3 separate regions of the Homo sapiens genome follow, and regions 1 and 3 are each linked to region 2. The links are chromatin contacts, found by Hi-C or POLR2A ChIA-PET in ENCODE. All regions are on one chromosome and are shown on one strand. Each heading gives the region's core, a stretch centred on a gene start or an enhancer-like site at or near the end of the contact. The rest is flanking DNA. Distances are from core to core; before and after follow the strand shown. Region 1 overlaps MRTFA (myocardin related transcription factor A). Region 2 overlaps MRTFA (myocardin related transcription factor A). Region 3 overlaps SGSM3 (small G protein signaling modulator 3).

The links. A loop is a pair of places that touch in the nucleus more often than their neighbours do. ChIA-PET counts read pairs that join two places held with the same protein, here RNA polymerase II (POLR2A). Pooled maps may share reads with other maps.
Region 1: a loop to region 2 is called in a map with no recorded cell type, with 18 times the contacts of the local background. The contact joins two enhancer-like sites. A Hi-C loop is called at or near these places in 12 of 37 single-sample maps with no recorded cell type and 7 of 50 pooled maps. POLR2A ChIA-PET finds 5 or more read pairs at or near these places in 5 of 52 experiments (AG04450, H1, OCI-LY7 and 2 more).
Region 3: a pooled map shows a loop between it and region 2 (2.9-fold over the local background). The contact joins two enhancer-like sites. A Hi-C loop is called at or near these places in 1 of 37 single-sample maps with no recorded cell type and 3 of 50 pooled maps. POLR2A ChIA-PET finds 5 or more read pairs at or near these places in 4 of 52 experiments (BJ, OCI-LY7, WTC11 and 1 more).

The regions. Positions count from the first base shown.
Region 1 is chr22:40,435,029-40,437,963 of GRCh38, reverse strand. MRTFA (myocardin related transcription factor A) reads left to right here. Exons shown (of 15, transcript NM_020831.6): 5 at 2,410-2,465. Among named protein-coding and RNA genes, the nearest start is that of SGSM3, 66 kb to the right of the region's middle. RefSeq lists enhancers at 934-983, 1,054-1,103, 1,224-1,353, 1,614-1,673. Within about 2 kb of position 1,308, at least 22 of the 41 ENCODE cell types and tissues checked have a DNase peak (open chromatin) inside an H3K27ac peak, as active enhancers do; they include OCI-LY7, where a contact is called at or near this core.
Region 2 is chr22:40,591,151-40,594,071 of GRCh38, reverse strand. The region is part of intron 2 of MRTFA (myocardin related transcription factor A); the gene reads left to right. Among named protein-coding and RNA genes, the nearest start is that of MRTFA, 44 kb to the left of the region's middle. RefSeq lists an enhancer at 288-487 and a silencer at 333-627. Within about 2 kb of position 1,256, at least 4 of the 41 ENCODE cell types and tissues checked have a DNase peak (open chromatin) inside an H3K27ac peak, as active enhancers do; they include OCI-LY7, where a contact is called at or near this core.
Region 3 is chr22:40,398,810-40,401,587 of GRCh38, reverse strand. It overlaps SGSM3 (small G protein signaling modulator 3), which reads right to left. Exons shown (of 22, transcript NM_015705.6): 2 at 775-892. The coding sequence starts at 781. Among named protein-coding and RNA genes, the nearest start is that of SGSM3, 30 kb to the right of the region's middle. RefSeq lists an enhancer at 2,574-2,673. Within about 2 kb of position 1,252, at least 8 of the 41 ENCODE cell types and tissues checked have a DNase peak (open chromatin) inside an H3K27ac peak, as active enhancers do; they include OCI-LY7, where a contact is called at or near this core.

The DNA.
Region 1 (2,935 bases), core at 59-2,558, 160 kb after region 2:
CTCACTAATTCATCGAGTGAATAATTATTGAGGGTATACTGTGTGCCTGGTATTCTAGGCACTTGGGGAATGCTGTGAGTGACTAAAAAAATAGACAAAACCCTTGCTGTGCTCTGATGGGGACATGTTGTAAATGTAAACGTGGGAGACTGAGAGTAAACAAGAAAAGTATGTAGTATTCCGCCTTTTTTTTTTTTTTTTGAGACGGAGTCTTGCTCTGTCTCCCAGGCTGGAGTGCAGTGGCACTATCTTGGCGCACTGCAACCTCTGCCTCCTGAGTTCAAGTGATTCTCCTGCCTCAGTCTCCTGAGTAGCTGGGATTACAGGCACCCTCTACCATGCCTGTACAAAAATGTTTGTATTTTTAGTAGAGACGGGGTTTCACCATGTTGGCCAGGCTCGTCTCGAACTCCTTACCTCATGATCTGCCCACCTCGGCTTCCCAAAGTGCTGGGATTGCAGGCGTGAGCCACCATGCCCAGCCAGATACGTAGTATTTATATAAAGACTGTCAAGACAGTGATGAGTGCTGCGGAGAAAAATGAGGCAGAAAAGGAAGCTGGGGTGGGGTGGACAGTGTCCGTTTTCTCTTGATTCTTTGTACTTACTGTCTCATGCATGTGCTAAGCTTTCCAAGAGCCAAGGTTACGTGTGATGCATCACACCCGGGTTCCTGCAGAGCAGGACGTTTGGAGTTGAGCTAGCGTTACACAGTAGAAGCAGGTGCAGGGGGTGTCTATTTACCCACTGAAATGCCCACGACCTGCCCATGTAAGAAGTGGGGAATCCTGGATAGTGCCCAGGTAGGTTGGGGAGGTAACTTGTACTGGTTTTTCTTTGATGTTATTTGTTAAATCTAGAGCTCCCCCTTCTGTTAGAAGATGGGATCTCAGTAGTACTTTTAAGACTGTAGTTTCTTTTTTATCTTAAGATTCACAAAAAATTTTTAAAAATAAATACCACTGGGACAATTGAAGCTTTCTTCTGGGACTGCTGTTGCTGAGGCCCAGCCCCCCGCTGGGGGTGGAGAGGAAGGAGGAAGAAGCACAACGGCCCAGGCAGGATAGGGTCCTATCTATGCTCTCTTGCTACTTTTAGCAGCTCCTTAACCCTGCACTCCTACCGCAGCCAGCAGCCTAGCAAAAGTTATCTCTGCTCGCAGTTTCACAGCTCTTTGGAAATTCTAGGGCAGGAGAAGTGAAACTGACCACAGTCTTATAAATTTCTCTCTTATTGCCTCTGTTCCCTACTTGAAGTGAGTCAGGCCTTTCCCTCTCATCCTCAGAGTGTCTTAAGTTGCTATTTGTCCTTACAGCCAAGTTTTTGACAAAAGGAGTCAGACCTTCCATTCATGGTGCAGCCTTTCTGGAGGCTCTTGGTTTGGTCTTGCCACCTGAGTGTTGTTTGCAGAAGTCGAGACTTGTGGTCTTTGTGTGGTATCCCCAGAATAGAGCTGAGCCCTTCGTCTCAGCTGTCGGTTGTGTGTGTTCCTTCACATACAATTGCCATGGGGTTCTTTTAGTCCTTAGAGATGAAATTCAAGTTAATTTTAGCAGCACTATAAATAACAGGTGCAGTGAAGAAGGAAATAGTGCCGAGTGGACATATATCTTTTTGGTTTTAACTGTCCCATTGAAACAGTTTGGCCACTTTATGATTCCTCGTGAGGTTGAGGAAGTAAGGTTAATTTGGCATGCATCTGTGCCCCTTCCTGTGTGCAGGTGTCCTGAGAATAATGTGAGGCCTAGCAGGCGTTCTTGGAGTCCTAGCTGAAGGGGGATTTGCGGCTGACGGTCCAGTCATGGGCCAGGGTGTTTGTTAAAGTTACATTCCATGGGTGCACTTTATATAGCCCAAGCTTAGGCAGTGACAGTTCCCATTAGGAGTCATATTTTGGTTTCTACCAAAACTGTTTGAATGGGGTAGCTAAACCATAAAGATACATGCTTACTCAGGTGTCATTGCCTTCACTTCAACTGATATTTATAGTACTACTAACAGTAATGTGATTTTTTTTTTTTTTTTTTGGGGGACGGTTTCTCGCTCTGTTGCCCAGGCTAGAGTGCAGTGGCGCAATCTCGGCTTACTGCAAGCTCTGCCTCCCAGGTTCACGCCATTCTCCTGCCTCAGCCTCCCTTGTAGCTGGGACTTCAGGCGCCCACCACCACCACGCCTGGCTAATTTTTTGTATTTTTAGTAGAGACAGGGTTTCACCATGTTAGCCAGGATGGTCTCGATCTCCTGACCTCGTGATCTGCCTGCCTCAGCCTCCCAAAGTGTTGGGATTACAGGCGTGAGCCACCACGCCCAGCCAGTAACATGAATTTAAGATGCCTTCTCCACTGAATATCGTAGCACTAGACATGATGCTTCGCTTGAAGGTAATCTTTACGGTTCTTCTCTCAACAGCTTTGAAAAGTCCAGCCGCATTTCATGAGCAGAGAAGGAGCTTGGAGCGGGCCAGGGTAAGGTACCTTTTTTCCCCCTCAGAACTCCCAAAGAGCATTTTCAGAGCTCATTGCATTGCTGGTTATATTTCCATTTAGAGCTTTCCATAGAACTCTGAGGCCAGAGCCTGCTAGACTCTAGGGCCAGCCCTGGCCTTGTGGTTTTAAATGGAAAGCTCTGCTTCTCCTACTTCATCCCTTCTCTCATTTACCTCCCATGGTGATTATATGGAACATGATTGGAATGAGGTTTCTCTTTTTGTACATTTAAGGATATGGAATGATCACCCGATCCTCCTTGCCTGAATTTTGGAGTGCTTTGGAGACCACTGGTATTTCCCCATCTTTAATTCCACTTAACGTTTTGTAGATGTTGGGACACAAACATTAGCCAATGGAAAAGCTTCCCAAGTCCGGGGTTACACTGGCCACACCTCACAGGACGGGCATTCCAAGGGGCAGGAAACCTTCTTGGTCTCCATCTGCCC
Region 2 (2,921 bases), core at 7-2,506:
GAGCTTTGGCTTATGTATCTGTCTTATGTCAGGTGCCTGCAAAAAGAGCTATAGATGGCAGTTCACGCAGCTCTGCAAAACTATTTCTGTCAGAATATTTCCTGTCAAGGTAAAGGCTACTGCTAGTTCATGTAGTTCTAGTTTTCTACCACCATAAGTATGTTGAGATTCCCGTTGCTTATTGGTACAGGAGACCTGGCTCAGTTGCAGAGTAAACTTGACAGTCAAAACGGAACTCCCCAACCAGGAATCCTGTAAACTTGTGTGTGGGGTTCTATGGGTTGATGTCAGTCTGGACTCTTGCTGCATCTACACTTAGCACAGGTTCTTGAGACTGGCTTTCTCTCAGTCACAAAGAAGAGATTAGTACATTGCTACAGGGAAAAACAGTGTAGCCACTTCCTATAGCAGAAGGAACATGGCCTTGGAATTGACGCTGCTGTCTAGGAAGGAGGAGGAGACGGTAGATTAAAGTTAAACTTCTGTAAATGAATCCTTTGTCATCATCTAGTGGTCTGAATTTTCTGGGTGTGATCTGTGTGGTCAGTAAATTATCTTTTTTCTATTGTTCTACTTTTATATTGGGGTAATAAACTATTCCATGGAAATACTGTGTGATAAAATTAATGGAAAGTAAAGAAAGGTACCAACTTTTATTGAATTCCTGCTGGAGTTAGGCATTGTACTGTAAATTTTCATGTATGTTCTTTTACTGAAATATATCAAGTTCATTGATATTACAGCTTTTCAAGTCTAGGTGAATAATATTGTGACTCAGTGTCTTGAACTATTTATAATAGCCATTTAGAGGAAATAGAATTTTGTAGTGTTTTATGTTACTTCATTTGTTTTCTGGAGAAGGAAAGAATAATTATATGAGTTAATTTTTTTCTTTTTTTGGGGGCTTGCTACTGATTAGCCAAAGGCAGGGTGGAGACTGGCGGGTTTGAAATTAGAGACACCTGTGCTGTTTTGGGAAGTTGAGGCTCTTGACCTAGGATTTGCTGAAGTTGGTGCAGGAGAGGTCAGTGTAGGTTAATATTTTCAGAGCTCAAAGCAAGTGTGGATTGGGGTTGTTTATAGGTGCAGTTTTGCTTGATCTCTGTATCTGCAAATGGAGTAAAAAAGTACAGTACTGCTGTTTTGGGAAACTTCTGCAAAAGTCCCTGAGCCAATGCAAATTAATTTTCTTCAAAAATACCAAGAAAATTCCCCATTTGGCTGTTTCACCTGGTTGAGGGAATTGACTCTTGTCATTATGCTTGTAAAGAAATTACCAGGCTGGGTGTGGTAGTTCATGCCTGTAATTCCAGCACTTTGGGCGGCTGAGGTGGATGAATTGCTTGAATCCAGGAGTTTGAAACCAGCCTGGGCAACATGGTGAAATCCTGTCTCTACAAAAAACACCAAAAAAAATTAGCCAGGCATGGTGACATGTGCCTGTAGTCCCATTTGCTAGAGAGGCTGAGGTGGGAGGATTGCTTGAGCCTGGGAGGTAGAGGCTGTAGTGAGGTGTGATTGCATCACTGCATTCCAGCCTGGGTGACAGAGTGAGACCCTGTCTCCAAAAAAAAAAAAAGAAAAAAAAAATGTCCACAGATTTTTTTTTTTTTTTAAGTTAAGAGACAGGGTCTTGATTTATTACCCAGGCTGGAGTGCAGTGTGGAACATTTACAGTTCACTGTAGCCTTGACCTCCTGGGTTCGAGTGATCCTTCTGCCTCAGCCTCCGGAGTAGCTAGGACTGCAGGTGTGTGCCACCACGCCTGGCTAATTAAAAAAAATAATTTTTTTTTTTTTTTTTTTGTAGAGACTGAGGTCTCACTGTGTTGTCCGGGTTGGTCTTGAACTCCTGGCCTCAAGTAATTCTCCTACCCCGGCCTCCCAAAGTGTTGGGATTTACAGGCATGAGCCACCATGCCTGGCCCACACATTCTTTTAAAACAATTATAAATTTGATTTTCTGTTTTTAAATTTTCTCTTGAAATTCTTCTCTCATGGGAGATACCATCTCTATGTCTTTCAGTCATGCAGTAATTGGGGGTCAGAATAAATTGTTCAGCTCTTTCCTAGGTGATATGCAATTAAACTGAAGTCTTCCTTCTCCTTTGGACTTGTGCATATATCTATGAAAGAAGAAAATCTGGTTAAGAGCAGCAGAATTACCTGGAGATACTATACTGTCCTTTCAAGGGCTGAAATGGACACATTAACATTTCTTAATCTATGCATTTTTCCATTTTTATTTTTCTGTCTATTGAATGAATTACTGTACTTTTCCTCTTGGCCACTTCCTTTTTATGGTTTAGTGAGATAAACTTAATATAATTTTTCCTTCTTTGTTGAACAAATGTTAGTTCTTTAAAAATAACTTTGAGGTATAATTTATATACTACAGAATTTACCTGTTTGAAGTGTACAGTTTATTTTTAGTAATTTTGTGGAGATGTGCAACCATTACCCCACTCCAGTATTACATTTCCAATACCCCAGAAAGATCCCTTGTAAACACCATTTTTAAACTTCCTTTGAAGTAAGGCGCACATTTTATTAAGTTCTGCATCGGATTTAATCTTCCACTCATGAAGTTTTCCACCACTCTGCGTATTGCACGTCTTCTTTCCTCCTCTTCTTTATATATTAGTTTCTTATTACTGGTCAAACATACCACTCTTTTGTTATTTTTATTACATTTTCTCAACACTTTTTAAAAAGTGTAACCTTGAAAAGAAGGGATTTAGCTTTTATTCAAAGTTATTTTTTTCTTTGAAAGTTGTTATCTTTTTTTTTTTTTTTGAGACGGAGTCTCGCTCTTTTGCCCAGGCCGGAGTGGAAAGTTGTTATTTTATAATGCCTCAGGCCTCTCAGTAAGAGCTCGTTATTATTTCTGGGTTTTCTGTTCACTTCATTTGCTATTTATTT
Region 3 (2,778 bases), core at 3-2,502, 190 kb after region 2:
ACCAAAGAGGACCAGGAGAACAATCAAGAAAATGCAGAGGCAGGCCAGGCGCAGTGGCTCACGCCTGTAATCTCAGTACTTTGGGAGGCCGAGGTGGGCAGATCACCTGAGGTCAGGAGTTTGAGACCAGCCTGGCCAACATGGAGAAACCCATCTCTACTAAAAATACAAAATTAGCTGGGCGTGGTGGCACATGCCTGTAATCCCAGCTACTCGGGAGGCAGGAGAATAGCTTGAACCCAAGAAGCGGAGGTTGCAGTGAGCAAGGATCGTGCCATTGCGCTCCAGCCTGGGCAACAAGAGCGAAACTCTGCCTCAAAAAAATAAAAAAAAAATAGAAAATGCAGAGGCAAAATTCAAATCAGGAAATACCCTCTCCCTCTAAGAGCACCAGCATTAAAGGGACTGGCCCATCTCAAGCGTGCTGGGTAGGGAAGGAGCAGAGTGAAAGAAACCTCCTAGAAATCAGCAAATTTCTGGAGAAGAGGGGAAAGAAACAGCAGCACATTACAAAACATGACCAAACTTCATCTTCCGGCCTCTTTCTCCACCTGAGGACTGCAGATCTGCGGGTTGGAGAGCTGGAGGAGGAGAGCTAGAGAGCAGAGCTGAGAAGGAAGTTTTAATAACTTTCTCAGCCAGCCAGAAGCCTTCCCTACCATCTCCACCTCTCTTATCTGGATGGTGTTTTATGGAAAACAAGCCACCTTCCATCCCTCTGGCTCCTCTGTGAGAGCTTCAAACCCCGTTTCCAAGTCCAGCCCCTGCCTCTACCTGACATTGTGCTGGTGGGCTGGCAAGTCTTCTGCAGCTCCAATCTTAGAAGTCTCCTATCCTGCTATCTTAGAGCTGGAAGGCTCCTCAGGCTTCATCTGGTCCAGAATCATCTGCCCTGTTAGAAGAGAAAAGAGGAAAGTCATTCTATTTTTATTTTTATTTTTTTTTAGACAGAGTCTCGCTTGGTCACCTCAGGCTGGAGTGCAGTGGTGCAATCTCAGCTCACTGCAACCTCTGCCTCCTGGGTTCAAGAGATTCTTCTGCCTCGGCCTCCCGAGTAGCTGGGACTACAGGGTTGCACCACCACACCCGGCTGATTTTTGTCTTTTTAGTAGAGACGGGGTTTCACCATATTGGCCAGGCTGGTCTCGAACTCCTGACCTCGTGATCCCGCCGGCCTCGGCCTCCCAAAGTGCTGGGATTACAAGCATGAGCCACCGCGCCCGGCCAAGCCTTTACTTCCTTTTACTTCTAACCACAGAATTAAAGGCTCTCACTCTACGAAAGGAAGTAGGTGACAACGAGGAGATGTGGTTGAAAGATTTCAAGACAAGTTACATTCCGGTTTTTGAAATCATATTTACCTAAACCTGGCACTGAAGAAAAATTTACTTTTGCCATTTTTCACACAATGAGAATTCAGAAATGACAGTTGTTATCCTGGTCCATAACAGAACCTATTCTCCATGCTATCTGCCATGGAATTCTGGTGTTGGGAATTCTAGATAAATCGGGAAGAATTAGGTAAGTGAGAAGCAAAAAAGAGGAAAATCAAACCACCACTTCAAAGGAGCTGTGAGAAAATCCCAGTTCTCTTTAAAGACATACAAGTGTGGGGGCAAAAATAGCTCCTGTGGGCAGCTCAGCTGTGTCCCGGCCTCTGCTCCTGCCCCAGACACACACTGGCCAAGCCAAGTTTAGGATAAAGGCCACAGCAGAACATTCCTGACTGTTACAGAGGCTTTGGTACCCAAATGGGAGAGACGCTCCCTCCTGCTTCCAGACATGCCTGCTGAGAACCAGATGGCAGAACCTGCTTCCCCAACAGGCCAGCCATCCTGGTTGGTTGGTTCTGTGTGAAGAGAATGGAATTTTAATGTCTTCCTTCAGTGTAAAATATATGTGATATAGGGTTTCCCTCAGAACTATGAGCTGGATGATTACATATTTTTACATTAAAGAGACTGAGCTAGAAATTTTAAAAAGCATGTCATGTCATCATTCAATCCTTACAACACATTCATTCCTTACACAACAGAAAATAAGCCTAGGAGAGACTGATAGTTTCCAAATGGACTCCCAAAACTTTGCCCTGCCACACCATGTAACCCCACCCTGTGAAATGACGGACACATGGCCACCAGCTAGATGGCCCTGGGAATGGAACCCAGTGCTCTATTACGCCTCCTGCTGGCTTGGAGCCTGAGATGGCAAATGGCTGTGGCAGAACAACCACGTGTCAGCTTTGGGAGGGAGTGGGCTCAGCGCTCATCCTCTGCACCATGATTAAAAGTAAAGACATCTTGGCTGGGCGCGGTGGCTCACGCCTGTAATCCCAGCACTTTGGGAGGCTGAGGTGGGCGGATCACTTGAGGCCAGGAGTTTGAGACCAGCTTGGCCACCATGGTGAAACCCTGTCTCTACTAAAAATACAAAAAAATTAGCCAGGCATGGTGATGCATCCCTGTAATCGCAGCTACTTGAGAGGCTGAGGCACAAGAATTGCTTGAACCCGGGAGGCAGAGGTTGCAGTGAGCCAAGATCGCACCACTGCCCTCCAGCCTGGGTGACAGAGTGAGACTCTGTCTCAAAAAAAAAAAGTAAAGACATCTCCAGTCCAATCCTAGCTCTGCTACTCGTGTAGCAGAGTGGGCCTGTGCCCACTTGTTATAACCGTGGGCAAGTTTACTTCACGTCTGTATCAGTTTTCTTTTCGATAGAATGGAATAATAATACCTATGCCTTACTGTGGTTATGAGGATTACGTGAGCTGATGCAAAT